Regions from separate parts of the Homo sapiens genome. Here region 2 is linked to region 1. Evidence: chromatin loops called from intact Hi-C (ENCODE). Cell type or tissue: PC-3. All regions are shown on one strand. Each heading gives the region's core, and the rest is flanking DNA. Links, peaks and the distances in the headings are about the cores only.

The links. A loop is a pair of places that touch in the nucleus more often than their neighbours do. Peaks named below come from ENCODE experiments on the same cell type or tissue, not always from the same donor. Only the 100,000 strongest peaks of a DNase experiment are listed, where the experiment ranks them.
Region 2: a loop joins it to region 1, with 4 times the contacts of the local background. A loop is called at or near these places in 1 of 110 quality-filtered maps.

Annotation. Positions count from the first base shown.
Region 1 is chr15:36,163,738-36,180,727 of GRCh38, forward strand. No RefSeq gene overlaps it. Among named protein-coding and RNA genes, the nearest start is that of LINC02853, 130 kb to the left of the region's middle. In PC-3, for the core only: no CTCF peak of the experiment used is centred there; a DNase peak (open chromatin) is centred at 9,424.
Region 2 is chr15:35,748,240-35,765,229 of GRCh38, forward strand. All of the region lies in intron 2 of DPH6-DT (DPH6 divergent transcript), which reads left to right. Among named protein-coding and RNA genes, the nearest start is that of MIR4510, 170 kb to the right of the region's middle. In PC-3, for the core only: no CTCF peak of the experiment used is centred there; no DNase peak of the experiment used is centred there; H3K27ac peaks cover 1,149 bases.

The DNA of each region.
Region 1 (16,990 bases), core at 7,341-12,340:
GTTGCTGCTTACAGTGGAATTGTTGGACTATAGGGCATGTTTACAGTCAACTTTCACACATACTGCCAAACGATATTTCATACTGGATAAATCAAATTTACACTCTGATGAGCAGCTTGAGAATTCCTATTGCTTCACATGCTTGCCAACATTAATGTTGTTGAAGTTTAGAACTCTTAACCAATCTGAAGACTGCAAGTTGTTCTCCTATAGCACCTTTCTGAGGTTGTTTAGCTTTGTCATTCATATGTAACTATTTATTCCATTGGGAATGTATTTTTGACTATGATGCAAGAGCGAGCCTAATTCTGTTTTTGTTTGTTTGTTTGTGTGTGTGTGTGTTTTTTCTTTGAGACGGAGTCTTGCTCTCTCTCCCAGTCTGGAGTGCAGTGGCGCCATCTCAGCTTACTGCAAGCTCCGCCTCCCGGGTTCTCGCCATTCTGCCTCAGCCTCCCGAGTAACTGGGAGTACAGGCGCCCGCCACCATGCCCGGCTCATTTTTTGTATTTTTTAGTAGAGACAGGGCTTCACCGTGTTAGCCAGGATGGTCTTGATCTCCTGACCTCATGATCCACCCGCCTGGGCCTCCCAAAGTGCTAGGATTACAGGCGTGAGCCACTGTGCCCAGCCCTGTTTTTTATACAGATGCTCAATTTCCGGTTTTTCCATTGATTGAAAGGCCTTTATTTCTCCACTGATATACTGTGTCACATCTGTCATACAGCAAGTGTCAATACTCCCACATACACATTTCTTCATTTCGCCTCTCTTTTTCTATCTCTATGTCAATTCACGCTGTCTTGGTTAGAATAGCTTTAAGTCTGGTATCTAGAATTTCAGAGCTGCTACCTTGTTTTCCTTCTTCAACAACATCTTAGCTACTCTTATTACTTTATATTTCCATACATATTTCAGAATTAGCTGTCAAGTACTTTAAAAATCCTTTTGGGATTTAATTCATATTACATTGAATTTATAAAACAGTTTGAGGAGAATTGACCCAAATTTAGTATTTCCATCCTTCAATTTATATATTTCTCCATTTTTAGGTCTTTTTAATATTGCTCAGTAAAGTTTTATAACTTTCTTCATATATTTTGCACATCTTTTGTTAAATTTATTACTAGTTTCTTAGTGTCTGGATGCTATTTGAAATAGTATATATCTATTTTTATTGAGGTATAATTTACATAAAAATTATTTTTAAATATATGATTTTAACTAACAAATATAGTCAGAGCTGTCACCATCAAGATAAAAAAAAAAGTATTTCTGTTGCTTCCTAAAATTGACCTGTGATACTTTGTGATATCATTTCCACTCCTAGTCTCTAGTTGATCTAAATTCTGTCCCCAACATTTTGTCTTTTCCAAAATATCATATAAATGGTATACAGAATGTAGTTTTTTGTGTGTTTGGCTTTTAAAATTAACATAATGCTTTTTAAATTCACCATACTGTTGTATATATCACAATTCATTTCTTATTATTGCTAAATAGTATTCCATTGTATAAAGGTACCACAATTTATTTATCCATTCCTCAGGTGATAGACATCTGGATTGTTTCCATATTTCAGTGATTAAAAATACAGCTGCTATAAACATTTGCAAATGGTCCTCTCTGTGAACATAAGATTTCAGTTCTCTTGTGTAAACCTAAGGGTTGACTTATGGGGTCATATATTAAGGTGATGCTTAACCACCTTACAAACTGCCGAACTGTTTTCCAAAGAAACTATAGCTATTTGCTTGTTCAACAGCAACATAGGAGAGTTCCAGTTGCTCTGCATCTTTGACTTGGCATTGTCGGTTTGCTTAATTTTGGTCATTTTAGTAAGTATGTAAATCTCATTTATTCTTTTAGTGTTCAATTCTCTTATGATTAATAGTGTTGAGCATGTTTTTATGTGCTTACGCATACCTCTTTTTGGTGAAGTGTCTACTCAAATCTTTTGCTTCTTTTGATTGGGTTGTTTATTGTTATATTATATAATTGTGAGAGTTCTTTATGTAATCTAGATACCAGACCTCACAAATAGGTGTTTTGCAAATATTTTCTCCTAGTTTTTACCTTGTATTTTAATTTTCTTAACAATGTATTGTGAACAGCAGATTTTTATTTTGATGAAGAGTAATCTTTTGTGGTTTTTTTATTGTTGTGTGGGTATGTGTGTGCCCTATTTATGAAACCAATACTTCTCACAAGATCATAAAGATTTTCTTCTATGTTTTCTTCTAGAAATTTCACATGATTAGGTTTTACATTTAAGTCTACTTCAAATTAAGTTTTGTATATGGTGTGGAGTACAGACTGGTTCATTTTTGCATGTGGATGTGTATTAGTACGTTTTCATGCTGCTGATAAAGATATACCCAAGACTGGGCAATTTACAAAAGAAAGAGGTTTAATGGACTCATTCATAGTTCCATGTGGCTGGGGTGGCCTCACAATCATGGTGGAAGGTGAAAGTCATGTCTCACATGGCAGCAGACAAGAGAAGAGAACTTGTGCAGGGAAACTCCTTTTATAAAATCACTAGATATCAAGAGACTTATTCACCCTCATGAGATTAGCATGCGAAAGACCTGCCCCCATGATTGAATTACCTCTAACTGGGCCCCTCCCACAATATGTGGGAACGGTGGGAGCTACAATTCAAGATGAGATTTGGGTGGCAACACAGCCAAACCATATCAGGATGTCCAAGAGTTCCTGCAAGATTCGTTGACAAAACTATTCTTTGTTCATTGAATTATCTTGACACTTTTTCAAAAATCAATTGAGCATCTGTATGTAGATTTATTTCTGTACCTTATCCTTTTCTGTTGAATTATGTTATTCTTCCTCTAGTGCTACACTGTCTAGGCCACAGAAATTTTAAGTCTTTAACTCAGGTAGTATGAGTCCTCCAAACCTTTCTCTTTCTCTCAAAGTTGTTTTATTCTATTCTATTCTATTCTATTCCTTTATATTTCCATATAAAAGTGAGAATTATCTTGTCAATGTATATAAGAAGCCTGCTGTGATTTTAATTGGGATTGCATTGAATTGCTAGATTAAAATGAAAATAATGAATGTTTTTAAAATATTGACTCTCCAAATACATGAACATGGTTTATGTCTCCACTTATTTATCTTTTCCTTGATTTATCCAAATTTTTTAGTTTTCAGCATATAAGTGATGTACATATTTGGTTGGATTCATCCCTTAATATTTTTATGATTTGAAGCCATTGTAAAAGGTATTATTTCTTTCAACTTCAGTTACTCATGTCTAGAATGCAGATATTCAGCTAATGCATGTGTATTGGTCTTGTATACTGTGACCTTGCTAAATCTACTCACTTTTTTTGAATTTTTAAAAATTTTCTTGGGGATATTTATCTTAGATAATCATGTTACATGCCTATAAAGATAGTTGTATTTATTCCTCTCTGGTCTGTATGCCTTTTATTTCTTTTTTTGGATTCTATTACCAATGGTATATACTTTAAAATATCATTTTTATTAATTGCTACTTGTATAGAGAAATTTTTGTAAATCTATATTTATTTACCTTGCTAAGCTCTTTTATTCTAATAATTTGTCTGTAAATGTTTAGCTGCTTTACACAGACAATTATGTTATCTGCAAATAATAATGATTGCACTCTTCCCTTTCTAGAACTTATTTTATTTATTCTTGCCTTGCTCATGGGCTAAGAACCCCAGTATAATGTTAAATATAATAGTAATAAAATGCAAACTTGTTTTGCTTTTTATCTTAAAAGAAAATCTTTAAAATATTTACCATTAAGTAGGATGTTCATTTTAGATTTTTTTGTAAAACTCTTTTAACAATTTAAGAACATTTCCTTTGGCTCCTAATTATTTGCCGAGAGCTTGGAACAAAGATTTTCCAATATTTCAAAAAGGATGTTATAAAAATATTGCCAATAAATTTATCATTATATAAATTTGACAAATTGGTAGTCATGAACTTAATAAAATTGACACACAAAAATAGATAATCTGAACAGTTCTATATAATCTTCTAATGATTATATATGTATAATTTAAAACCTTCTCAATTAGAAAACTCCAAACTCTGATGGCATCACTGGTGAAATCCACCAAATATGTGAACAAAGAATAATATCGATATTATGCAAATTTTTCAAGAGAACAATGAAAGAATACTCCCAACTGGTTTCATGAAGCCAACAAAACTTGACACCAAAGCCTGACTAAAACATTAGAGGAGAGGAAAAGTGTAACCAATCACAAATGTGAAAATGGATGCAAAATTTCTACATAGAATATTAGCAATCTAATTCAGCAATATATAAAATGATAATGCATTTGTTGGGGGGCAATTCTCAGTGAGTCTCTTCCATTTATGCATGTCTTATGAATAGAAGTACTGACTGACATTTTTTCCAGGCTATCTTGGCAAGAGAAAAATTTTGAACATAGAATTGGTATCTCCTCCTGATACCAATTTTGCTGCTGAGCAAAGGCAAACATGCAGGACAAGTGTGGTTCTGACCATTATAAAAGATTTAAATTCCTTACGATCAAGGTTTCTCTCCTGTAATGTAGCGATATAAATGATATTACAATAGGCAATAGGATCAAGTAGGTCCCAAGATTCAAAATGGATTGCTCCCACTCTTAGTATATGTGCATTTCTGCCACAATAGTAACTACCTCCAACACACCTAGACTCCTGGGAGTTTTCTATGACTAGACCACGTGTGAAGGGTTGCGGCCAACAGGTTTGGGGAAGACCTCTCAGAATAAGCTTAAAGTATGAGCATATATACATCCCATGAAAATTCTCACCAGAAGGCCTCTAGTACAGTGGTTCTTCATAACCAGATAGATAAAAGATGGTATGCCCTAGGAGTATGAATTAAAGCACCAGGAAATAAAGGAAAGTTTATTCATGGATCCACCAACATGGATTAATTCTTATGTTCTGTACTCTAAAGACTTTGTTGATGGAACTATGTAAAGGCCCAGTCCCTGTGTCCCCATTTCAAGACAAAATTGCAGGGCCATTCCAGATTTAGAACTCCCTATAGGGGCTGGCCAAGGACTTTGCATGATTGTTTCACAACTTCCTTCCAGTTCTCATCCTTTCACCCATCCAGAGCTGATGGTTCCTAGAGCACCCTTCAATGAACATCCTACACACAAACCTATCTCCAAGTCTACTTTTCAAGGAATCTAATTTATGACACAGGTTAGACACAAGCTGGATTTGAGTTTTATTTCTCTATCTGTCATGCTATATATAACTCTACAATCTGTGGTGTTTCTGAAAACTTCATCGTGGAATCTTATGCAATATTGCTCCTGAACAAGGAGCAGACTTTTGGTAAAATAAGATGTACAATGGGCTAAATTTCATGGGATTCACTAACTTTATCATCTATCTTATTGCAAAGTAAGCCGCTTAGAATAACAATGTATGCTCCAAACCAGAAACAACAAATAATATTGTTTCTTTTATAGCCATATCCCAAGCATCTGGAAACCAAGCAGTTGACATAAGAGTGAAAAAATGAACAGAACTATCATGCCAAAATATTTTTGTAATGCGTACCTTCTCTGCTCAAATATTTCAGAGCCACTTTCCAAATTTACTTGCTTGTTCAAGTAATAACCCATTAATAACTTTTTACTCCATCTTTTTAACTTTTGGTTCTATTGGTTTGAAGGTTTTGTACCTGTGAGATTTGTGCTTCCAAGATGGAGCAATGCCAACTTAATGATAAATTGAGACTGCAGTTTGGGGGTCTTTGTGCCAAAAGGTAAATGGCAAAAATTAATATTTACAATATTGGCTGGGGGATAATCCTGATTATCCAGAAAAACATTTTGTAACTGTCATACAATAGGAGGTGTTTCAATGGAACCAGCAGATATCTCAAATGCCTCTTGATATTACTGCATCCAGTAATAAAAATTAAAAATTGCTACAACTCTAAATGAACAGCAATATCATGCCACAATATCTTTGTAAGTCATACTTTCTCTGCTCCAATAATTCAGGGCAACTTTCAAAATTTACTTCTTTCCTCACAATGATACATATTTCTAAGTGAATTCCAACATGCCACCTTCTCTCTTTCGTTTTTTTTCATAAATTTACCACAACTTGACCTTTCTAACTTCCTCTCATACACCTTTATCTGGTAATTAGAGTGTACATTAGTATAACAGAGTGTCTTTAAATGGTAAATATGTCAGCAACTGAATATAAGCAACTAAAATCTTCATTTTTTTTTCCTAGTGGTAAAGATTTGCTCAATATTTGCTGAAACGTGGATATTAGATAACTGTCTCAAGCCCAATAATCATCAGCAACAGAGGAGATTATCCCTATGCTAATCATTCTATTCCCAGCCAAATGGTTTCTTAATTTACCTGATGGCCAGGATTCTGATTGTGATCTCCTAACATATGCTTGAATTCAGTGAAATGCTAATCACTGTTACACATTAGATAGTTAATTTACTAAGCATGCTGTTATAAAAATCCCCATTCTAAAATTCTATTTTCATATTGGTAGGCCATAGGTTCAAGGTCTGATATTGGTAGTAGATATTCTCAATTTAAACCAAATTGACAAACTAAATGTTGATAAATTTCCAGGACCAAGTGACCTCCACCTAACAACTTCTGGGGGAAGAAAACTCACAGTGAAATTACCCAAGTTATGGCTAAATCTATAATCTGTTGTTCTAAAATCTCTGGTCCAGAGGTCAGTCAGATTGCTAATGTAACTCACACTTTTCCATGCATTCCAGAATCACTTACTTGTTAGAACTAACAATCAGTTTTATTAATGGGACTATTTATGAAGTAAATACATAAAAACCAAGCAGTCTTCTATTTATATTATCAATAAGCACTTATTTTATTTAATGAGGGAAAATTATCAACAATAGCAACCTCCTAAAAATAAAACAAACAAACAAACCTAATGATCTAGGGGATTAATAGTAAAACTGTGAAGTTATAGTAATAAAGTTCTAGAAATTCCCTAGAAAATAAATATCATAGTTCAGAAGAGAAAACAATATTCTTAGAAATCAGTTATAAAATTAATATATAAATATAGTCCAATTTCTAACAAAACAGTGATAATTTTTATTAACTTGCTAGAATAATTCTTTTAAAATGACAACATTACTGAATTGTATTTTACATATCATAAAAATCACTCCTTTCCAGTGCAATAAAATAAATTTTGGTAACCTTACTGCATGGTCTAGCCAAAATCCTAAATTAGTTTTAGAGCATTTCATCCCTACAAATAAGATCCCTTATTGCCATTTACAGTTATTTCCAGTTTCCATCGCTAGTCTCGTGTAACAACTAATCGACTTTCTGTCTCTATAAATTTGCCTTTTCCAGGCATTTCATATAACTCAAATCATATATTATTAGATCTCTCGTGTCTAGCTCTTTCAATGAATGTAATGTTTTAGAGGCTCATCGATGGTGTAGCTGTGTCAGTAGTTTGTTCCTTTTTATTGCTTACTAGTATTCCATTGTATGGATATAATTGCCAAAATAACTGTGAGGATAACAATGTAATAAATATGTTTAAAAAGCCAAAATATTTTGAAATTGTAAAAGACAGGAAAATCTCATCCAAGTGACAATACGAAGTATGATAAAATAAATTATGTGATATTGTTGCAGGAAATGCCAGACATATCAATTGAGAAAATTATAATATTTACACCTAGAGTCATTTATAAGAACTTAATATATGATTTGAAATGGTACCTCAAATTGATTACTCAATTAGTGGTGTTTAGACAACTAGCCAAACACAAAAATAATCTTAAATCCATACTACACACCTGATACCCTACAATGAAATTAACTCCAAGTGTTTAAAGATTCAAACATAAAAAGTGAAACCATAAACATACTAGGTGAATATTTATACAGTCCTTAATGCCATAAAGAAAAATGCTTAATACTTCAAATTTTTGAAATGTATGCACGACTGAAATTATTATAAATTGCAAATGACAAAAAGAGGAAATATTTACAGAATATAAATGTCTAACAAGTGGCTCATATTTCAACACATAACATTAAAAGCGTGCTTGCCACACACTAAGAGAAATTCAGCCCCAAAACAAAAATATATCAAATAACCATATAAGTAAACGACCACGGAATGACAGAGTCAATAGAAGTAAATCCAATCTTACCATAAAAATACAAAGTAGCACCCTAAAGAAGTATGTATGAAATAAAATTTGATATTTAAAAGGATTTTTAATGCTAATCTCTAGCATTAGCCATGGTGAGGGACAATAACCCCTCTCATATTCTTCTGTTGATCATGTACATTAAGTATAACCTCTATGGAAGACAATCAGGAAAAACATCACAGAAGTCACAAAAACATAGTGCATATTCTGACTCAACAATTGACTTCTAGGATTCTAAGGGCAGTCATGGATACTTGTTTATAATAGTAAAATCTAAAAGCACTAAAATTTTATCTAACAGTAAAGGATTATTCAATGAATTATAATAAATTCCTACAATTGAATTATCTTTTGCCAATAAAATGTTGAGACATATTTATAGGAATGACATGAAAAGAAATATTGGTAAGAAATATTGTTTTAAAATGCAGATTTTATAATAGTTTTGGCTATGTGATCCTGTATTTCAAAAAAAGCAATATACATTTTCAAAATATAGAAAAGAGAGAGACTGATTCAGTGGTGGCCATGATCATCATAATTCCTACTGATGGAAAGATAATGAGTATATTTAGAATGAACTTAAAATACAAAATTATTTGGCTCATCTGTATTTTCCAAATTATTTACAATTAACATGTATTACTTTTGTCAGTAATGTTATTTATAATACAAGATTGTTTAAAGGAATATTAACTGTCTTGGAAAAGTGAGTGAAAACATAATAATAAGCTTAATGAGAACTGGATTAGAAGTCTAAGCAAAGCATTCCACTAGGTAACACATAGAATTTCAACATGTACATAAAAAAGGGGAAATTTATTCAAATTTTCAAAAAGATGTACAGAATTGTACATCAGTTATCCTGCATTCATTTCTTTTTGCTTATTTCTGTACCTGCCTTCTACCTTTCTTATATTTTTACTATAAGAGCATTCCTCTTTGTCATTTCTTTATCTTATTTATGCATGATGGTGGACTCAACTCTTCTGAACGAAACAAGCAGAAAGAAAACCTTCCCTCAACCCTAATTTCCCCCAGATTACCCTTCCCTTTCTTGTCCTTTTCATCAACCTCTTGGAAGAACATGTCATATATTCTGCTCACTTCCATAGGTTGTGTTCATTCTCACTCCACTGCAGTCTGGCTTTAGTCCCAAATATTCTGATGCAACTTTTGTCACTAAGTGTACAAATACTCTTCCAAATGCCAAATACATTAAACAAGCTCTTTATAGGCCTTTAGGGTAGACACTTTGTCTTACTCATTTCAGATTCACCTTAAGCCCCAAATACAGTATTTTCCTTCTTGTTAAATCCACTTCTGGTACTTAGAACGGTGCCTGGTTCTAATACCAGAGACACAAATCAGTAACAGAATAGGAAACAGAAAGCATTCTTGTTCCCAGGTAGTTTCTATCGCACAATCACATTTATTTTGCTGTATGGTAGTTGCTTTTACCTATCACTCCTGTGGTTGCAAGGATAAAATAAGATATTGTATACAAAGAGCCTGGCACACAGATTCTAATTCACACTCAGAGCTCAATAAATGGTAGCTAATATTTAAATTCTGTATGTTCAGTAGATGTTATTTTCCAGGGTGAATTTCCTTCTCAGAAATTGAAAGTATGCATTTGCATTTCAAAAATATGCTTTGCATTTGGAATCACACTTTGCTGCCACCTTCATGACTGACCCTTCCTCATCTCTGTTTTAAGTCCTATTTATTCAAGGCTTTCCTATAGTTCAGCAGTGTTAGGGACTGAAGCTATAAAGATAAATAATAATAATCCTGGTCCTCAAGAAGCTCACTGTCTTGTTGATGGTATAAGTAGAGATATAATACAGCATAAGGTATGATTACAAGGTTATTCATCTTAAAACATGAGCTGATGCTTTGGCTTTTAAAATCAAATGAACCCACAAGCACATCCACAGAGAAGCCACGGTGTCTACCTAAATAGATATAGGCATAATATGAGCTAAAGATTGTTCTTAGCCCAGCATCCTCAAATACTACTTGGAGGAATCCAAAGTATAAACAAATATACTTCTCAAATATTTGAGAAATATTTGAGTAGTACTTCAAATGTACTTCTCAATATATTTGTCACTTAATTGAACAAAAGAAATTTTTATTCAGAACATTGGGTCACCAGTAATAACAAGAGATAATTTAATTCTAAATTGCAATTCAGAAGGTATACACAAAATGACTATGAAAATCACAAAATACCAATGAGGACATCTGTGGGATTTGAGATATTGGTTTCTTCTCCTATTGGTTGTAGAGAAGAATTGGGAGTGGGATTCTGTGTGCCATGCCTGCATTCAGAGAAGGACGTAATGGCTTATTAACATCTACAATTAAAGTTTATTGTTGAGAACTGAATAGTTTAAGAAAACTGAGATTTTACCCAACTTACTAGGCTCAATACAGTTTATTCTAAAAGCATAAAAAAATTATTTCTGTCATCCTCATTACTGTTTTGTATCTGGTCAGAGAAATCTCAGTGACTCTCTGGGCCTCAGGCTGAAAATAAGTGTTTCTTCATACTCTGACCGCCAGATTCCAAGTAGACAGGCAAGGTCATTATTTGGCACATGAAATACTTTGTCAACCTGTGTATGTGTGAAAGTGTATGTGAATATGTATGTGTGAGCACAGGCAAATGTGCCCTAAGGAGGTCTCAAGGATAGAGGCTCAATCTTGTTTCTCCTTTCATCCTCACAATATTTCTCATAGCAGACACTTAGTAAAAGTGAATCAATGAATCAACAAATGAACGGACGAAACATACAACTGGAGTATGTGGTGAATAAGATATATTGTTCCATCACCCTGATATTAAAATAACCATAAAGTAATTAAACTACATGTAGGTTTATCAGTAAAATCCATAGGCCAAAATAAAAAAAAAAGTCTGAAATATCTATATTGCCTCCAGAAGTTTCTTCCAGCTTAAAAAACTGGTTAAACCAAGTCCTTGTCTTTCATACAGTAGGTTACAATCTTGGGATCTTGGGATGACTCTCAATCTACTTTAAATATGAGTGTCATCATTGCTTTCCACAAGTACAATATTTAAAATAAGCAAGCATTTTTGTTGAATAGATTTTATTTTTTATTATAGTATCCTTTCCACATTTTTGAACCTTTCTCTCTGTTCCATATTCCTAACTCTGCAGAGATGGGCACAAACATTTACAAATAGATAAAAATAAATTTTAAAAAATTATTTGCAGTCATCGGCATAAATTAAAGTATTTTAAAAACAATTCATTGAGCACTCAGCTTCACAATGTCTACTGAAGTTAGTCTCAACTTCATCATCACTGACGTAGAAGAGCACATTCTAGAAACAAGGGCTGAGAGAAAGGAGGAGAAGGAAGACTGTGAACAAGAAAAAAGTGGAAATGCCTGGAACATTATTCAGTGTGCATCTGCGCAGAATGGCTAAATTATATGCATGAAAACACGTGTGGCTCATTGGATCATTAACAAGGAAACATACCTCATTCTTCGTCTATGTAGTGGCTCTTTAAAATTCCAGCCATAAACAATATGGAAGAGCCTCTGTGTATCTTTCAGTGATTATTATCACAAATGATGACACTCTTAAAAACTCAGCTATCGCTGGGGATTTACGAGATTTATTTGAGAAGCATGAGCAGAGGGGTAGCAGGTTTACGATTACTCCAAATCCAGTGAGTTTAAGTTTATTAAGTTCTGTACACTCTATCTACAAAGGTAGCTTGCAGCACTGTTTCTGACCTTCTGAAGACTACAGCTGTTGCAAAGCTCCCATGACATGTCATTGTCTTCTGTTATCATTCTTGCTCTACAGCCTGTGTCCCTGTATTAGAAACAAGCTCCTCAGCTTGCCAGCTCAGCCTTCAAAAGAGGCGTTGTTGCTTTAGTACCACATTTGAACCAAAGTGAGAGAGAGCAAAACAAACCCTTATACATGAATGTTCTGGCTTAGATACAAGATACCAGCTCAAATAAAATGTCACTGCAGATAGCACAAATTATTGTAAACAATACTGCCTCCACGCCTGGTGTAAAACATCCACAGATAAGACTATCAAATGCTTCTTTGGGGCATGCTTTTGTCTCCTTCATCTTTAAGCTCAGAGCTCAATCCAATTATCCACCAATTTCTGTTCTGTTTGTGATTTATGTGAACCAGGGTTGGAGGATTGTTATTTTAAAAATATTTTTGGTATGACAAGTTGAAATTTTTAGCTCATAAGCTAAGATTGCCTCAAAAAAATATGTTAAATAAAATAAATAAGATATGAATGCAAGGACTCTGGGCATACAAGGAAGTTAAAATATAATTTTTCATAAGGAATTGACATTTTTCATAAGATTCTTTACATTTTCTCTCTCATCATTTATTTTGAGAATATCCAATTTGTGCATTTTTCATCAACTTATACTGTTAAGTGTAAAGTATTTCCCCAGAAAAAGGATTCCTGAAAGATTCTTGAAATTGCCTTCTGTAGTTTCCTTCCTCACTGTAGCTAACTATAAAATTCTACACTGTGTAACTAAAATGCTAGATTCTTTCCATAATTCATATTGATTTTTGCATAAAATGCCTATTCTGAGCTCAGAACTACATAATCAAACACAACCATCAGTTTCTGATGCTAAACAAAATTATTCCTTTGGGGGGATTTACTCACACCTTCTCCAGAGATAAAGGAGAAAATAATCATCTAACTTCCTGAAACGTTACAGTTTTATATTAGATAAAATAGACACCTCTATCTAGAGTCAATTTCCATGTCAGGTAAATCAAATAGTCATAGCTCCCCAGTAAAGAACTAAATTTCATCTGTAAGTCAAATCTGTAGACAGTTACTGAGGCTTTTAAGCCTTCAAACACTCGGAAAAGGAGGTGGTCATGAAGGCGCTTATAAAAAGGGATATTTTTACAGGGAATTTTTATCTAGTATCAGCCAGGTGCTTTCCCCTTCATGTTTGTCCCTCTCCTAAACAAATCAAGGCTACCCCAGTAATCTTCAGAAGAATTTCTGTTCTTGAAGGTGTAATCCTAAAATCTATCACTTCTTTCCTTTCACATCTAAAGTTGTTTGGGTAGCAACACCAGCACCAGCTTTCCTCCTCTTCTTGGTACCTAGCAAAGGGCTCAAATACTTGCTGCTGTTCCCTTTTCTTGAAAAGTTTTATCCCCATACATTTAACGGGGGCTGTGTCACAATATGCAGGTATGAGCTCAAATGTCTCCCTTTCAAAGATGCATTCTCTGACCACCCAAACCAGTGACTTCATGCTTTATCCCTTTATTTTACTGACTTTGTAATATTTATCCTGATCTGAAATGAATTTGCCTATTTATTTTCTTGGTTACTATCTGTCCTCCCAATTCCCATGGAATAGAAATTCTATGAGAATCGAGCTTTTTACCTGCCTTCTGTTGTATTCCAGAGCGCAGTCACTGCACAGTGTATATTTAACACCAGAGACAGAGCAGATTCCACTGTGACTGAGGGAAAAATATCATATCCTTAAAATCAGAAGTCTCCTTCTCCCTCGGCTCTCGGCTTCCTCCCCTATCAGGAATTTTTGTCTATTTTATTAGCTGAATTACCCGAATATCCTCAAAACACCTGACTTTGATTTAGTTCCATGAAATGAATACTGGGTCCCAGCTATGCATTCCATCACTTTTTTACCAAATAGATATTCCCAGATTTTCTAAGGCATTTTCCTTCCTTTCAAGAAGCACACAGTGCCTGCAAGGTTACTAAACATCAACACAAGCATCACTGCTGAGGACTTCCAAATATGGCATCAAAACAGCCACAGAGACTTGTCTAAATAATATCATATCTCCCAGCAGCTGGATTTTAGTTTGTTAACTTTAAAATGCAAGGCAGGCTTAAAGATTAACAATTTGCTTGGATAAAGGAAAAGGGAAAAAATATAATTAATCATTTGCCTGTCCCCAACACTAGTTTACAAAACCATGGTGCAACTTTATTGAGCTCAAAATTGAAGGGTGGCAAGGTTAATATGTAGCTTTAGACCTCACAGTTTCATTAACAAACACATTACAGGCTGTAAAGCTGAACTGACATTAATGCTAGGCCCAAACAAAGTAAATAATTACTGGCTTGGCAAATGAGGAAGTACTTGCAGAGTTTGTTTACACTGGGTTTTTGGAAAATTCATGTTGGCAACAAGTCAAATACAGTTTGACTAGTAATTGTGACAATTGCTCACAGATGCTGCTGGAAGAACAACAAAAGAAAGGAATTATGGCTTTTCTCTCCCCCTGCATTTTCCCCCTTTGTTACCATTTTTTTTTCTTTACCATTTTGGATCAATAAAGAACTTGCAGCCACAAAGATAAGTGGGTTACATGGCAGATGGGCCTTGGAATGTTTAAAAATCTCATGTTGCATTTTGTCTCTTGGCCCTAGATTGGAAAAGACACAGCTGCACTCAAGCTGCAGTCATAAAATCCACACTCCTTGAAAATGCCTATGGGTCCTCTCAATAGAACAGAGTTGAGATGAAGCCCGCTTAGAAATGTTCCAACAGACAAACTGGTTTGCTTTGTGTTAGTGCACAATTAACAAACCTCTGAGTTTGTAAGACTTCAGGAGAGAATTCTAGCCGAATAGGATCCATCTCATTTTCCCTAGCTGGACTGGAAAGTATAAACAGGAATCAAGGAAAAAGGTAACTCACCAAACTGGAAAATAGTTGTGTAGGGCAACTGATGTCTATTACATATAATTTGAAAGAATTTTGGTTTCCCTCATCAAAGATCAGTATTTTACCAACTAAAAGCTGATACTTCACACACACAGACACACACACACACATATCACAGGCCTTCTAAACACTTGAATCTAAATCTCTTTATTCTTGGAAGATAAAATTTCAACGATTTTGAGTATAAATCCAAAACCTGAATCTCTCTAATACCATTTCTACTAACTTTGAGTGATAAGAGCCAGAATATCCTGAGACTTCATAGTGCTTCATTGAATCACTCAGCATGAGAATCTGAAGCCTTCATTATTATTTAAGTGCCTTATCTAGATCCATAATATTTGTAATATTAAAGCCATATCCATTGTGTGTTTCAGAAGGTTGTTCTATCATTCTCTAAATCACGTTTCTCTTAACACTCCTTTGGGTGATCATTGCACAAAACTGAATAAAAGTAGACCGCTATCCACAACAGAAAGGAATCTATGCCAAAAATAGGACTTCTTTTAACCACTTGAATACTGTGTCCATCTATCAATAAAATACTTGATACACATCTTCCAGGTTTTCAGATTTTTCTTATGTGTAACCTTAAAACCCCAAATATTCCTTAGAGGAGACATTTACTCTGAAACTTATCAGATTTTAGGTGAATAAAATATCCTGACTTTTGACTTTCTCATTGCCTAGACTATTGTGACCATGAAATTTGGAAGCCAAGCATAGGATACCAGGAGAGGTTGGATAGAAGCAAGATTTATCAGAATTAGCCTTGGAATCTCTGACTCAAGTATGGACTATCATCAGCCATTAGCACCAGACAAAATGCAGCCACTGACAATCTTCTGGGATGCCGCTAAGTATACTTGACCTAACAACTACCAGTAAAACTTTCTGACATGTGCTTTGATTCTAGATTATCAACTAAGAATTCAGGGAAACATTCTACTAAATAACATGTCCTATGTAAGTGAGATAATTATAACAGCCTCCTCACTAGGTTATGGGCCCCCAAATTTGTACTTTTCAGATCTTTCTTCTACGTTGCAGTCAGACACAGATTTGATCACGCCACACCATTGCTCAGAATTCTTTGGATGCAACTTACTGCCTATAGGATGAAGACCACACTCAGGCATTTCCTTGAATGCTGACACAATCCTACCCCAACCTACCTCACGATCTTCCTACTGCATGCATGCTCCCTTCAGATCTAATTGGCTTTTTTTCACTAATGCCTGCACTTGACCTAAGTGAAGATTCTGAAGCAGGAGAGAAACTGGTTTTCTAGGCCTATCTTGAGTCTCTTTTATCATTGACCATCTTTCGCTACCACAAAAGAATCATATTCTATTGCACAAGACCTAGTGGGCCTCATTTAAGATTTTGAACATTATTCCAACAAAATTCCTAAAATTTTAAGTTTGTACTTATATCATAAAGCTAGACCTTGCATTTAAAACTCACCTTTAGAAAACTTGCTTTAAAAAAACAAAAACAAGTAATTTTGATGAATTTGGAAATTCTGTGACTTAATCTTATCTGTTATCTGAGTAAGAGTTTAAGCAACAGTGACACTGGAAAATAAAATGATATTTATGTATAAAACAATGATAATACTATAGAATGTCATCTTTCAGGGTAACATTTGTTGAGTTACAGAACTGATTCATTGATTGCACTAAAGTTATACCATTGAATAACTTGCATGGAGGGAAACCAGAATTATAACCACGGGTAAAAATTGATATATTAGAGGTGAATTTTGGAAGAAATAAAAATGTAGAAGGCAATTATAAGGGGAGCACTTAAATTAGGTATGAATGGTTTATGCTATTGATTAAAGCATTTTAAAAATCAATAAAAGAACACTTTGTACCAAGTAGCTTTCAGGAACTTTCAGGGAAGACCATTTGATTCAGTTCAAAAGTCAGAAGCCTCTGCCCTAACAGGTAAAAAGCGTGGTTCCATCTCCTTTTTAAAAATAAAGCAAATAACTACAAT
Region 2 (16,990 bases), core at 6,148-11,147, 420 kb before region 1:
CAAATGCAGGTTGCCATGATGTTCTGAGCACATGGTGTTATCTGGAAGTGGCCATGACACTTGGCACACCTGGTGACAAGGAGAAGGCGGGAATGGCCATATTGGGTAGACTCTGTTTCTAATTGCCAGCATTTGCATATCAAAGCTTGCCAGCCTGGCTCTTTAAGCCGCCTTTCTGTTGGTTTCCGCCAAGAACTTTTACCCTATCTAGCTGCCTAAAAATATTTCTTAATAACTCTGGTATTACTGTGTCCTAGGATGGCAATTCCTTAAGGTCCTAGTTTAAGTGTCACCTATTCAGAAACATCTTCAGACCACTTGCCCAAATTACATTATTCTCTATTCAGTTTGATTTTTTAATTATTTTATTTGTAGACTTTAAAAATTGTTTGGTTTTCCCCACTACTGTAAAAGCTCATTGAGGGCAAAGATACCTTCATTTTGCCAAGCACTGAATTCACACCATCTAGCAGAGAGTGGTACTTAAGTATCAATAAACACTTTTTGAATGATTGCATTTGTAGATCACTGTGCCAGTTTATTAGTTCCATACGCGTACCCATACATTGTTTAATTTCAATTGAATAGGCTTGTAACAAATCAAATTTTATTTGTCCCCCTTGGTTTATATACTGATAGAAAGTTTTAATGAATAGATTATTGGTTTCTTCAGTAAATAGCCCTTCAGCCCACCTCTGATTGCTCAGGGCCTGGCTCAGAGTGACCATTGAGAAGGCACTTTTCTTTCCAAGCCTCAGTTTCATAGTCTGTAAGACTGATATAAATATGATCTCTGCTTTAAAGAGTTATTGTGAAATTAAATGCGTTAATCCATATAAAATACATAGCACAGTTCCTAGTATATTGTAAGCATTTAATCAACGTGACCATCATGATTGTTATTATTATTGATATTAATTGCTGAAAGAACAGAATGTTTTTGACACCAAAGGACCTTACAGATGAGTGAACATACTGCTATTCATTCTTATTGTCCACAAATAAAAATTGCTAAGTTATTGTTCAAATTTTTATTCCAAACAATATTTTACAATTGTATGTTCTTCTGAGGTAATTCTCAGAACTTGCATTTCAGTGATTTAACATCATGATTCTTTCTATGATTTGAATGATTTAATTAAAGGCCATTCTTCTTAAGCTTAGCGCTTAAAAAAGTCTTAGTAGAATTAGGCTTTTAGAAATTCTAAAAATATGAAAGAGAAAAACATTTGACTCCCCAGATATGTGCAAGCAACAGCAAACCATCAGATCAACTGAATAGATTAAAAGTACCATTTAACATTAGCTAAATATCCTTTTATTTTCGATATAAAAAACAGTAGAATTCCAGTGGTAACTAATGTAAATAATTTATTTTTCCTCATTTAATGGCTATAGTTCTAATGATATCGTCTCATCATGAGGTAAAATGTAAAAATGCTTAAGGACTCAGTACTCTAAAATAGATTTTTAATATTTAAAAGGTTTGTGCGATTTTAAATAAGGCAGTGCCACCCAATATCATAGCATGCTTCATGAGAAAAAGATGCTAAATTTCCTTGACCTAGTTTCATCTTCATGTTTAGGAAACAGTGTCTAAGAAGTAAACAAAGTAGTTGTGCCTCATGTAGGAGATGATTATTGTTTGAATTTATGATTCATGCCTTGAGCAAAATTTTGTTTGTGGCCTCATTTGCAACCATAATTTACAACTTTACCAGGGATATGCTGTGTATTTGGAAGGTAATATATCAGACTTGCTTTGTACTGGAACAGTTTTCTAGCTCTGGGTATAGTATTTTCTGTGTTTCTGTTAGCTATAAAATTTCTAGGCATAACATTTATTGTAGCAAATATGGAAATTAAAAAAAATTGCATTCCCCTTAGGAATGTCTTATTGTATTTATATTCTGATTATGGTTAAATCCAACTATTGTTTAAAGGAGTTGTTAATCCTGCAAATATCTGGTTGCAAAAGTAGGAAGATTTAACTTTTTCAAATTTTTAAAAAAGTAAAGATTGCATCATTTTTGCATTGTGTGTAACTCTCATCTAAGAAACTAATAAGTAACATGTGACTCCAATATAATGTTTGTGTGTGCCCTTAAAATTCAGAATTTTTTTTTCTGTTGCAAATAATAAGTAGACTATAATACTGTAAAATGAGTTTTGCCTGTTATCTTTCATCTATAAGTTAGTGAAGAATTTCCCACAGTATTTATTGGAAGTTCCATTGTCCATTCTAATTTCAATTGTCTTAATACATATGGAAATACCGGGGATTTTATAATCAATCAATCAGTCTACTCCAAGTTGTAGAGATCCTCAACTAAATGTAATGTATTTTCTAGCACTGACATTTATTTATTTGCATCTTTGTACTGCAATTTTTATTAGGATGCTCTTTTATTAAGGGTAATACTTATTCCTCCAACTAAACATTTAAAAATTAACTCTAAGCTTCCACTAGTTTGAAAAATTTCTGGTAGCTTGATTTGAAAATGTAATTTTAATACATATGATTAACAAATATGATCCCATGCTATAATTTTAAAATACTGAAATTATTATTCTGTATCCGATTATATAAGTTTAAAAACAGAGTTAAAAATAGAAAATATTGCCGTTTTTCTTGTTTTCTGATATAATTAATAAGAAAAAAAGCTAAAAGCCCAAGGGAAGTTTAAAAGTGTAGAAAAAACTTGACAATGAACATTTGCCTAATATGCTTGGTGCTACATGTACTTACAGCGTAAAAAATAGATCAACCTAGAATCAGACTCTTCCAGAAATTCTTTCCATCATCCAGTTCTTAGCAGAGTTTCTTCTGACATAAAGGTAAGTAGACTGAATAGTCTAGTGAGAAAGAAAGCGATCACTTTTTCTGGCCGTTACAGTAGAGAAGAGAGAAGTAGGATAATGCCTTTAGTCACAATGCTGGGACTTCAAAACAGAATTAAAACTCTGTTTAGGAGAATGTAGGCTCAAGAATCATTTCGACACTATTACATATTTCTTTTCTTCCCCCAGTAATTATTCATTCAGCTATTATAACTAACCACAGTAATTTTCTTAGAACAAAGGAGAGCATGGCAACAATAGCTTTAAAAATGACGAAGTTTAAATGCCCAAGGTCAGAGTGTAACGTTTTGATTTCCATAAGTATTTCAAATGCTACAGGCTTTATGTAATAATTTTAATGTGAAAAATATGCAGGCCACGCTTCACTGCTCTTTGCATATACTGCAAAGAGGGAAAAAAAACCTTAAAAATTGCTTAGCTTTAATTGAGCAAAGGGATTCACATGTGATCTGAACTTGTGGTTCATAATTCCTCTAGACAGCTTCGGTTGCCGTGTGATGATCCTAATTAAATTATGTAACGGCACTGAACTAGCTAAGCTAAAGGGCCTGTTCTTTCACATCACCTGGTGACTTAACTCTTTACAGGACTCTGGGTTTGGGGCTTTGGTCTTCTACCACAATCTTGTGTGTTTTTTCATTGTTAAGGGAAGGAAAACACAGTATTGATGGAATCCGCTTTAGAAGTTTCGGCCTGTAGGTGGCAGCATTGTAAGGTTTTGGAAGTCGTGAGCTCCCAGGTCTCTGCTTGCCTTTCCCCCAAGCCTCATCCACCCGTGCCACATCAGGGGAGCTAACATCACTATACGCTCATGTCAGGTAAAACTAAAATGGAGAGAAATGTCGTAGTCAAAAAATTAGGCTTTGTTCACTCCCGTTTGTGTTTCATTATATTTCTGATGACACGGTACATTTCTAATTCTGACCTGAGATTCAGCTAAAGGATTTTTCTCAGTAGTCAGGCGTCAACCCATGGCAAACCATACTTTTTCAAGATAGGCGTTTTACCAAGTAAAGAAAGGAAATTATTCTGGGGGAATAATTATTTAACTTAGCCATGCCTATTTTAATCACTTGGGAACAAGTTAGACGGCTTCGTGGGGCCATATAGAAATCACCTAACGAGGTCACCTCACAGTAATCTCAGTGTCCCTATAAAGGTTGGCTTCCCTCTCTTCCTCCCTCCTTTTCTCCCTCCCTCGCTCCCTCTTTTTCTTCCTTTCTGCTTTCCTTTCTCCCTCTCCTTCTCCCTCCCTCCCTTCCTCCCTTCCTTCCTTCTTTCCTTCCTTCCCTCCCTCCCTCCCTCCCTCTTTTCCTTTCCTTTTCTCCATGTGCGGTCACCTTTCACTCAAGACCTGAGATTACCTTTCTGATTTGGCAAGGGTGGAAAAGAAACGAAGGTTTACCAAGTAGAAAAGAAATAAAAACTTCACCAAATTTGATACATTTAATTTACAATTCATGATTCATGTAGCTTTTAATGATGTATTGTTTTATGCAATATGAATTTCTCAGATTATATCACTATAATACATAATAAATGCATATATGTGGATGCTAGCATGGATTTTATTGACTGTGATGTTTTCCTTAGACCCACAGAGATCTTGCAGTCTTACCTCGCACACTTCTCTCTGAAAGTTGTGCTTCAAAAACTTCCCTAGGTGATAATGGCAACAGTGTAGTGTAAGGACACTGGTTTCAGGCCTTGTATGAAGTCTTTGGTTAACTGAATCCTTGGGGAAAATCATTTCTGAGGTCAAGATTGACAAAATTGTTTAAGTATTATTGAAAATATAAAACAAAATTGTTTCCTCAATAAATATAATTAGCTGCATATACTGCAGTTTCAAGAGCAAGCACTGATGTTAGGACCAGCTCTTTAAATAAAATAGGACCTCTGTGGTCTCTGGAGGGAACATGCATAAAGCAAAGTAAATGATTTTCTGTCAACACTAAGTAGACAGGTGCTTACATTGAACAGCATTCTAATATGTCTCTGAATATTTATGTCTTCTTTTTCAAATGCATTGCCCATGAATGTCACAGCTGTCAAAAATCTGTACACAAGAAGATAAAAAATGAAATTAATAAAAGGCAGATCAACATTTCGTTTGTTTGGAACACTTTTCCCCCTTGCTGCTTTCTTTTTTCTTTCTTCTTTTTCTTCTTCTTCTTCTTTTTTTTTTTTTTAATTTTTAACTCAGCTGTGTTTTAGGATTTTGGTACATCTGCATGTTCTAAAAGGCCAACGGAAATGTAAGTTGACTAGTTGTATTTGGGCTGGCACCAGGGCCTGTCTCAGTATTTAAACACCAAAATAATCAATGGAATTAATGGCCAAGAGGAACAGGGTCTGAGGATTTTTCTAGCCATTTCCGCTGTCCATGCGCTTGGCTTGCTTGGGTGCCACAAACGAGATTCTGACAGGTTGTCACTGCCCTGACCTGAAACTCAAGTTTGTGAGGTGAGAGGCTCTTAAATCTTTTGGCTTCTGTAGCCCAGAGTTTTAGCTGTGCAGAGTTAGTGCCAAAACAAGCCATCATGTGCCCTCAGAGTTATAAAGGAATTTGGTTTTCAGAGCAGAGATGACTAAATAGAATTGGTGGTAGATCAAAGCAATGAATAAAAAGGTCTATTTAGTCATCAGATCCCTGCCTCTCTGCTTCTCATGGTACTGAGAGAGCCAGTGTGTATAAAGAGCATGTGTTAAGATGAACTCAGCAGTCACTTGACAAGCATTTATTCATTAAGAAGCCGCACATTTTGAGGTACCTGGTTGTTCTTATTAGTAAGTAACCCCCAGCAAAAATATCCCCCCAGATGTTTTCATATTTACTTTGCAATGTCCGAATGAATCATTTGGCAACAAAGGAAAATACAGTTTAAAGATTGAATCAGGAATTTAAGCTCAGGAACTCTTTGTACTTTGTTTTGCCCTTGATGAGAATTTTTCTAAATTAAAAACTCTCCAAATTGTCAAATCGGTGTTGCAAAAACCTCAGTTTAGTAAGATTTAGCATTTGGTTTCCAAATTTTGGTCATGTAATTGGTGTTTTATTGATAACCGCAGATATGAACCAGATGTAATCAATATTGGTTTAGCTCAGATTTGATTTGGAGAACATACTGGTTGCTTTGATTTTTTGTTGTAATTATAGAAGTTAAAGAAAAACCCCACATAGATTCAGTTCTGATTTGAAGAGGGTCACTGGACATTTTTTTTTTCTTTTAAGAAAATTTTAGTTCGTTGGCAGTCTGATTAAACAAATATTTGAGTATATTTATATTGGGAGTTGTACAAAAGTAGTTTGTAATATGGCTCAGTTCAAGTTCCTTTGATTTGTACTGTGCGATTGATATGGATCACTTCAACAAAATATCAACCTCTTTCAAATCAGTAATTTAACCTCTTGTCGGTAAAATTAGGGGTGATCAAATTGGCAGGGACCGTGAGGATTTTTTAGAGGTAGATGCTGATGCTCTTGTGGCTGGAACCTAGAATTTCTCTCCATCTCTGCCCATTGGAATCCTACTCCTTCTTCAAGATCCAACACAAACGCTACACTTCCCATCAAGCCCTCTCTGATTCTCCCTAGACAAAAGTATTTTTTTCTCTTCTTTTTTTACATGACACTTTGTAAGTACTTTAATGAAAGTGATTATCATATTCTGCTTCAAGTTATAAATAGTGGTTGATGTGTTTACTTCTTTCAATATATCATAAACCGAGAGCAGAGGCTTTGTCTGTTTTAAAATTTGTATTACTGCAGTTCTAGTACTCTTGTTTGCAGATTACTTATAAGTGTTGTGGCTTTCAATACTGGTTGAATCTTTGTTGCTGTTGCTTATTTTTTGTTTTGTTTGTCAGTTTGTTTTGGTTGGAATGGCTCATTTGGCAGGAAAAACATTGCAGCTATAAAATATAATCCAAATGCTTATTATTGAAAACCTTCTAGGGCATTTCATAACGTATACATAGAGTATCTAAAAAATATGCAACCATTACTAGCAGTTCACTGAAGTTCACATTTCAAATAGGTTGCATCTGTTTCTAATCAGGTAACTGAATGATTAGCAGGAGAAAACATATGATTAGAAAGCATACAACCCTTGCTGATACGTATTATTTTAAAGCTCTCCAAACTAAGGTCAATAAAGGAATAGTACATGCAGCAAGAAAAGCTAGATTAGAGGAAGAGTTTCACCAGTAAACCCTTTTGTGAGCTGTTGTAGAAACAGAACTAATTTAACTGATGGGTTGAGGCATTTTGGGCTGACATGCTAACTAAGGAATGTAAAAATAGATGAGAAGAATGGTGACTAGGAAAATTATGAGAGTTGTAGTTGAAGAAAATAAAAAAATGTTTGCTGAGTAGAAAGTCAATGAGCAGATGATTTCATCCGTTTTTATAGGGCTATACTTTTAACTCAAAGAAAGCTAAGTAAGACTAATGGAGAAAAGCCCTACGTTTGATAAAATAAAATAAACAGACACTATTACAAATAAGAAATGTTGGAATGCTCTTTGTTTACTGTCATTACTAATGGGAAAGATAAAATGACTTTCTTGAGGTAGTATATCATTTTAAGATCATACTTATCTCTTAGCTTAATTCATCAACTGAGCTACTTCATTTTTGAACAGTTTTTACACCATTGAGCTTGAAGTTCACAGAAGGAAAGAACAAAAAGCTCTGTTCTCTACTATGATTTGAACCAGACACAATTTACTTCAAAACTGCATGCTGTTCTTCAGTTAATTACTCTCCCTCTGAATTCTATCAGATGTCCCTTTTTCTGCAATTTGGACAGTCTGCAACAGAAGAAAGACATGGGGAAACTTGCTCTTGGTTTTATGTTGGTGACATGCTTTATGAATTGACTTGATATACTTTTCCAGGATTTATTACAGAAACTGGCTACACTTTTCTGTAGACCATCCCTACTCAGTATAGTCAAGGCTCACTGGCTTAACAGAACGTTATGTCTGACAACACCAGTGTGCCTACAAAGCTGTTCTAAAAAGAATGAAAATTTGGTTTGATGTAAAAGTCTACTGTTCATACAATGCCTTGTAACACTGTATTTCATTAATACTATTATTATTTTTAAACTGCAATGTGAGACCCAAGTGTGAGACAAAGAATTTCAAGTTCAAAGTAACTTGAAGCCACAGGGCCCTCAGCTTGGGAAATTCTTGGAAATATTGGAGGTCATGGACCTTCCAAAAAACACAGAGAAGGGAACTTGAGCTAATTTTAGCTAAATGTAAAGGACAGAATGACCTTACTTGACACAGGATTTACTTTTTGCCATTATTTTTTTATCTTCTGGTTATTTATAAACCAACAGCTTACCTAACTACATGCTGTGGTTAACACAATTTAAGCAATTATAGCTCATAGTGATAGTTTTCCTGAAGGTTATACTTCTGATCAAATTCAAAGTCTTGATTGCCAAAGTTTACATAAATTGTTAATACAAAATTTAAGTATGTGTCTATGTTCCATATGAAATACTGCTATGACATTTGTAGAATCCTAGCATCTAATTTTTAAAAACCTTAAGAACAGAAACTTATTGATTCTTACAATTTTCATCCCAAATTATTTCTGTTGCAACTTCTGCCAATTTAAGCTCCATGTTCATGTGCAAATAGAAGAGCCGGTTGTCTCTGTTGCATAATAATTTTCACAGGCCTGAAGACCTTGTTATATTATGCCTCAGCCTTCCTTGCTCCAGCCCAAATTATTACACGTTCTTGGATCTTTTCCCAGGGATCTTATTTTCTATAACTGGTCACAAAGTCTCTGAAGATGTAAAATCTTATAATCCAGAATAAGTTATGCAAATATTATTTTATTTTACTTTATTTCTTCTCCTTTTCTTACTGGTTTGAATAAAGAGACGAAGAAATGCTCCTTCAAAAGTCATAGTAAAACAGATCATGTAGATTTTTACTTTTGCTGTTGAAGTTGTGGGTTTCCCTTATAGTTTATCTTTTGCTTAAGACATTCTATAAAACCTCTTTTCTAACATCCAGACTTTAAATTTATGTCAATCAATTTACACCCTGGAAAACAGACCAGCTCAACACTCAGATCAACCTCTAAGCCCATAGGAATCCAGGCAACAAGCACTTGTCTTTATAGAGCAACTTAGTTTAAGCAATTAACAATCAAGCCCTGTACACATAAACACACTATAATTAACTGTTTAATAGTGGAAGCTTGCTTTTCAATTTTTTCCCTTTGAGTGTAGTCAAGGTGAATTACTGGATTTTTCCATCACTAAATGCTGCAACAGCTCGTTCTTTTGCAAGTCTCCCGTCTCCACCTATTTTCCTGTACTCACTATATTTGACAGTAAAACTGCCAAGCTCCATTATTTCCAACTGGCAGCAATTTAATACATAGTTGAGTCAGTTACTTAACTAAATAAATTGCTTAAAGTTAACTCTATTTGTAAGACCACAAGGTGTTTCTAAAATGTGCTGCCCTTTTATATCATAAACCTGGATTAGGTTTACAACCCCATTTCCCCTCAGCAGTTTATAAATCAAACAAAGAACATAGAACAATGCATAAAAATCCCTGTGAAACCACCCTCAGAGTTTTTGTTAATGACAAAAGCATACTGGGAACTGGATTTACTCTGTACAGGGGAGAAAAAAAAAGTTTGGTTTAAATCAGCAGAGTTTGTAAGAGTTATCCAAGCTCCTTTAAGAGCGATCAACTTTGAAACTAGAATTTTGTGAAGCCACAGCCATCTGTTCAATGCTTTCTGTATAAAAATGGCAGGACATGCTAAAAAGCTTTGGGCATGCTCTTCCATCTCCTTTGCTCCTGCCCCTTAACAAATAACCTGCCAAATGTTCTTAAAAGCACATGGGAGAATAAATATTGACTTACTTACGATGTCTCTCCACAGGTGCTCATTACACATAAATGAACAAATACACATACACACAAACACACAAAAATACACGATGCCCAAAGTGAGCACCATGTCATCTGGCCCAGCTGTAACATTTTCCTTTGCTGGTTACTAGGGATAGGTTTCTGAATCAGATTAAATGTAGCCACTGTCTCCATAGAAAATATATTTAAAAGAGTAGAAGGAAGCTGAAGATAGGGACATTTTCTGTAAGAGACCAATGACTAACTCTCTTGTAAAAGGTGAACATACTTTGTTTTTATGACTTAGTTGAAGATCTGTGTTTAGAGAGGAGAAAAAAACAACAACAACCCAGAAATGCTTCAATCTGCAAAGAGTAGAAAAACAAACAACAACAAAAACCGTAAAAGCCACAATTACTTTTGCACCAACTTAATACATTGTTTTGTTTAGATTTAGAAATCTCACGAAGACAGTGATTTTAGGAAATGACTTTTATTTGCTTAGTGAAGTCTTTAGTGCTTTTAGAGCAGAGCCTGGCATTTCTGGTCTAGCTATTTTCTGAGAGGGTAAGGAGTACAAGAGTAGATATCTCTGGCTAGTAAGATACTGTAAACTTCTCCAGACCTGCACTAATAGAAGGGAGACAATCCCCTAAGCATTTGTATTTGTCTCTGGAAGGGCATTTTAATATTCATTTATATTTGGATTTAAGCGCATTGTACTCATGAGAGAACTGAAAGCACTCACCCTGTCTCTACTCACCAGGGCCTAGAAAGTCTAACACTTTCTCAGCTTGCCTGCCTTCCACCTCACTTCCCCACCTTGTTCCACTTCATGAAGGGGTAGACTAATGTCTGGGAGTCTGAGCTCTAGTTTAAAAAGACCAGTGGAGTTTTTTTCTTGAATTCAAAATCAGGAGCACAGACTTTCAAAAAATGAAGATTGCTTGCGCAAAAATTGTTGGTGTAGAGGCAGGACAAATGTCTTAATGGAAACAAAGTATGGAAGTCCAAGATCCAGCTGTTGTTTTCTAGAATGTTGCAAACCCTTCTGTTCTGTTGCAGCCCAGGACTGGTAATCGGGTTTTTTAAGTGTGTCAAAAGACATGATGAAAATTCACTGGAGAGGTTAAGAAAAAAGTACCTCTTAAGTTGCTTCAGTTTCAGCTTTCACTGGTGAGAGCTGAAACATTTGCAGAAGACATCAACAAACCAGAAAAAAGATCCACAGCTAATCAAGGTTGTGCAGACAGGAGACAAAGGTAATTATTTAAAGGGCCAACCTTTAGTTGTAGGAGGGAAAGAAAATAAAAAGAAGATTAATAATGAAAATACACAAAATACCAAAAATCTGGGTTAATTAATGATCTTAATCTTTTAATATACTTACCAAACTGCCAATAAGCAAGCCATATAGAGAAGTCTGTGATTTATACTCTTTTGCCTACTTTAATTCTTCATGGCGAGTTTAAAAAGTGTGAAATTGCTAGAAATCAAGAAAACAAGAAACAGTAGCAATCTGAAGAATCTATAAATTTACTGAACAAAAGAAAACTTAAGTGTAATGCTTAAGACAAAAAAATAAAACAAAGTAAGCAAAAAACTCTCCAAAGTAATAGCACTCAAATGTATAAAGATTTTGATATGAGTTATCTCTATGAATCATCTTTTTGCCTGAAGAGGATAAAGTTTGCAAAGGAGAGAAATGTCACATAAAGCAGGACATGCTAAAAAGATAAATTCAACTGAAATAACTGGACATATCACACAAAGATATACTGATGTGTTTTGGATCTCAGAATAGTTAGATCACAGTTCTATTGTTAAGGCTTATTAAAACTAAGGTGTGTAATATTCTTTTGTGTTTTTTATTTTTGAGACAGAGTCTCACTCTGTTGTCCAGGCTGGAGTGCAGTGGTGTGATCTCGGCTCACTGCAACCTCTGCCTCCCAGGTTCAAACGATTCTCCTTCCTCAGCCTCCCAAGTAGCTGGTACTACAGGCGTGTACCACCACACCTGGCTAATTTTTGCATTTTTAGTAGAGATAGGGTTTCACCATGTTGGCCAGGCTGATCACGAACTCCTGACCTCAGGCGATCCACCCACCTTGGCCTCCCAAAGTTCTGGGATTACACGTGTGAGCCACTGCACCCGGCTGTGTGTAATATTCTTATATAATAGGCTGATCCTCTTGGAAGATGCATGTGAAAATCTTAACTAGTAGTTGTAGCAAGAGGTGACTACGTCTTGCTCCTGATCTGAGTTCTGCTCCTCTGTGGTCTCCTACCTCCAAATCGCTTGTGGACTCTTACCTGTTAAGCCACTCTCCATCACTACCTGTGTTGTTCCATGTCACACCTATGACTTTTTTTTGTGCTTGCAGTGGTGTACCAATTGCATGGAATTCTCCATCTTTGTAGTTGTTTGGAGTTCACAGTTTACAGCAAAATAACTTCAGGGTTTGCATTTATTTCCATAGGTTAGTTACTTTAAGTTTGAATTTGCTGTCGCACAAATTCTTGCAGATATTGCAACTCCAAGAGTTGTTAAAATTCTCTAATTTCTGTAAATATACCTACCAATATTGTCCTTAAATACTTTATCCTCTCTGTGTGCTGCTCTCATGGGAAGGGATTGATATATATTTCTGCCTCCTGCAGAAAGCAGAAACTCTCCAGAAAGAACTCTTTAGTTAAAAGCCCTTTAGATCATATTTACCACAGTATAAGTTTCCTTCTTTTTCCCCTGTGCTGTTGTTTTGGTTTAAATTGCTTGTCATTTAACTATTTCATGGACTTTTATGAGTGTATCACAGTGACTTTTTATTCATTTAATAAATATTTATTAAGAACCAACTACTAGTGATAGGGCCAAACCATAAACCCAGGTTTTCTGACTCTGAAGCCATCCATTAGACTACAAGTCTTGCTTGTCATGGATTTAAAATCTGAAGTGTAGAATACACATTCCATTTGAAATAGAAGATAGTTCTTTATAGAACCAGTTTCCCCTGTTTAACAGATTCTGGGCATTTTAATTTCATAGCCAAGACCCATCAATTTGCTGGCACATATGCTACAGGGAAGTCAATGCTGAAACAGGGAAGTTTGTTTTAAAAGGTGACATTAGTTTTGAGAATGAGTTGATGTTTGTTTTATTGTTTGTTTGTCTTGCTGATCACTTTCGTGGCATGTTTTGATTTAATTGTGTTAAGAATTTCTTTTTTTTTAAGTCTGCCTAAGGGCAGTGGGGATGGGTTCATTGAGAGATACAAATAGAAAATTAATAAATTCAGAGTGTATTTGGTTTGTTACTGCCCTTTGGAAAATAGCTGAAAGAATGTCTTGCTTTACTCGTGTCATTTACATGCCAGAATGACATCTATCTATAGAAGCAAATAGTCTATACACTGGAGTTTTCATGGATGGAAGAGATAACTACCCATAGACTTAGAGGTTCTATAATACTGAAAATACTGAAGTACTAAGACCTCAATGGCTTTTACAAATGGGACTTTTGATGTTCTTTACTTAGCTACATACACATAATCCTGAAGTTTGCTGCCAATCCAAGGTTGTCTCTGCCTCATCTGGAACCAGCTTGAATCTTTCTCAACAGTTTGCAATCTCTTGCTACAATAAATATATATTTCTTTAAATTTTGCACTGGAGACCTTTTGTTGCACTGATTCAGAGTTTGAATTCTTGCCTAGAATTTTTGGTAAATTTTCTATTATTTATTAGGTTGAGGAAAGACATTCTTGGAGGGAGGAGGACTAGATTGTTAATTAGCTCTTACTATAGGCCTGGCATATGCTAAGCAGTTTACATGTATTATCCCGTATAGTCTGTACAATTGCCTTTTCCTTTTTCAATGAATGGAAACTTAAAAACAGTACATTTGCTATCATGTGGGATATTTGCAAATATTTTTGATCTTCAAAAAAATGTGTCAGACTTGAAAACTTTGGGAAGTCACAATCTTATTCATGCTCACTTATCTCATGAGCTTACAAAACTGCTAGATGATTGACAGTATAATATGTTTGTAAGAGTCCCATCCTCCAGGTGAAATTAATTAGGTTTTTCACCTCTAATCTTGTTTTTCGTCATGCCAGGACTTAGTTGGCTGAGCTAGAGTTCAAGCTACTTCACTGTTCAAAATTTGTAACTCATAAACAAATGATAAAATAGTTCTGTCTGTAATAATATATATGCAATGATTCTCAAGATGTGGCTCAGGGCCTCCAAAGGTTCTTTGAGATCCTTTTAGGATGTTGCAAAAAGAAAGCTATTTTCATAATAATACATAATAATAATTCAATATTTGCGTTTTCTCCTCCATTCTGTCATGAGTGTACAGTAAAGCTTTCCAGATGCCACATAACTTGTGCTGGTGTTAGTGATCTGACAACCAGTAGATTTTTTTGTTGTTGTAGGTGGTGAATTCTTGTGTTCAATGACATTTTCTAAAAGAGTGGTTTGAGGGTATAAATATATGTGTGATTTTAGATATGAACTGTTGGTTTTCAATCACTTCTATGGTGTTTACATGAGTTATTTGTGATTATGCCATCTGTAATCTCTGCAACTCATTATTGTTCAATAAATTTTTTATTTTTAAGTGATGAAACTTTCTCTGCACCTATACAGGGATACAAGAGGTATAGTTTGTGTCTTCTCTTGCAATAATATTAAGAAAAAGATTTTTAAATATTTTATAAATGTTAAAATTTATTTTAACTGTATTTAGTATTTAGAGATATTTCTTCTAAAATTAAAAAAAAATTGATCAATTTGAGATATTAGTCCAAGGGTAGAGTTTCAGTTATGTGCGATGAGTAAGTTCTGGACATCTAAAATACAGCAAGGTGACTATAGTTAATAATATTGTATTGTATACTTGAGATTTGCTGATAGAGAAAATCTTACATGTTCTTATCCTAAAAAAAGGTAATTATGTTAATTACCTTGATAGTGGTAATGATTTCACAATGTACACATATATCAAAACATGTATACTTTAAACGTATATGATTTTTGCTAGTTATATCTCAAGAAAGCCTGGAAATTAAAAAAATAAGTAATATATTTTTGCATTTAAAGTTTGATTATTGGTTTACAGAAAGGAGATTAGAAGGCTTGTCTTCCCAAGTAGTTGTGTGTTTTGTCTAAAATTTCTGAAAAAGATGAAATCTCATGGAAGAATAATTTACACTAAATAAATTGCAAAAAAATGTAAAAGAGGGAGGAAAATATGATGAAAGCTATCTTATCCTTGGCTTTATACATACCAGAAATCATGTCATTGTATCTTATGCACTAGAATATTTTTGAATATTATTAGGGTATCAGCTACGTTGCAGCATCATTGAGACATTCATGTAGACATGATAAGCTCATTAAAAAGCAAAAAAGTTTATTACAATTTTTCAAACTAGAAATGAAAAATGAATCATTTTGCAGGGTAAGTTATTACACTGCCTTGGCTGGAGAAGCTCATACAATAGCTTGTACAGTAGACATTGCTGTATGCCTGCTGGATTAAAAATCAGTAAAAAAGAAAAAAATGACAGTGCCAACTGACTCATTTTATTAAAGATTTAGCTATAAACTGGAAGGCTGAGTTAATATTTCATGGGCAGTGTTGTACTTTTGTCTCTCAAAAGGGGGGCTCTACAGCCATGGATGGACTTGCTGTTTTGCTTATGTTTGCTTTATGTTTTGCTTATGATACCAGGAGGTCTTACCACCAACTAATCACCCAAAGATAATTGTTTTTTTTGTGAATGTTTGTCAAACAAACAAGTGGTTGAAATATTCAAAGCATTGGAGTTACTCAAGTATTGAATCATTGTTTTGAATCTGATGGTTTGTCCTGGTCAATATTTTCTTTTCTTGTTATTTGCAGTTATGGCACCAAAACATTGTTGGATAAAACTGCTAGTGCCTTGTAGGAATGTGGCACCAAATTGTACTAGTGGTCATTATATTTATCACCACCATGCACTCACAGTAAAATAAATAAGTTTCATTTAATAATGTCTTTTGTGAAGCAAAAATGATTAGTTTTATTAAATCTTAATCCTTGAGTACTTTTTTAGTAATTTATGGAAAATATGCATAAAACACTGCTGTATATCAAAGTACAATGGCTATCTTGAGGAAAACCTCTTGTGTGATTTGGGGAAATTCGTTTTCTCCACAATGAGCTTAACTGCTTTCTAGTATGTACATACATACATACTGTCTTACGAGATTGGTGGTTACATAGTCAAATATGATTTTTGATATTGTACAAAAAATATATCAACATTTTAAAGATCTGTATTATTTGGTAAAGCAATATTTTCTAAATGACCAGTTTGTAATATTACAAAATTATGCATGGATAAAAGATTCATGTAAATGTGAGATAGATCAGTGGGTTTTAATGTAACAGAATATGAAAAGCTTATTGATATGTTTCAGATTCCACACCACCAGCTTTTAAGAAACTACCAATTGTTGATGTATTGTCAAAGAAGAATAATTATCTGAAAATATTACTATATTTTTCTTTCCTTTTCCATTTACATATCTGTGTGATGCTAGATTTTCTTCATGTACTGCAACCAAAACAACTTATAATAGGTTGAATGCAGAAGTGGATGTATATCTGTCTTTATTAAGCCAGATATAGAAAAAAAAATAGGCCTGCCAACCCAGGTGTAATAGAATAAGGAGGATGCAATTATGGCAAGAAGTCCTTACATAGAGGTCAAGTAGACTGTGGTCACTTTACTATGTGTGGACGTGACCACTTGTACAAAAGGGAATTGAGTCCCTGGGCATCGGTTTCTCATTTTTGGCAGTTTCTCACTGTCTGTGGTCCCTATTGATCACTGAACTTTAGGGACATCTCTGTGAGGAGTTAGAGAGGCACTGGGGAGCTGTGTACATTTGCTCATCTTCTTAGTTTATATATCCTTTATAGTACTTCCTTGCTGGTTCAGTTATGAACCAGAGTAAAGGCAAAATTAGTCCTAGTCTGAATTGTCTTTCATGATGATCCTCAAGCACAGAACACATTGTGGGTCTGTCGTAGATCAGTCACCAATGATGTTAGGTACAGACTTGGTTTGAAAGTATTTTCGAGACTGGTCTCTGGGAAAGGAAATTGCTGTGAATAAGAAGTACTGACAATCTCTTATAAAATTGAACATAAAGTATTTTAATAAATTTGGC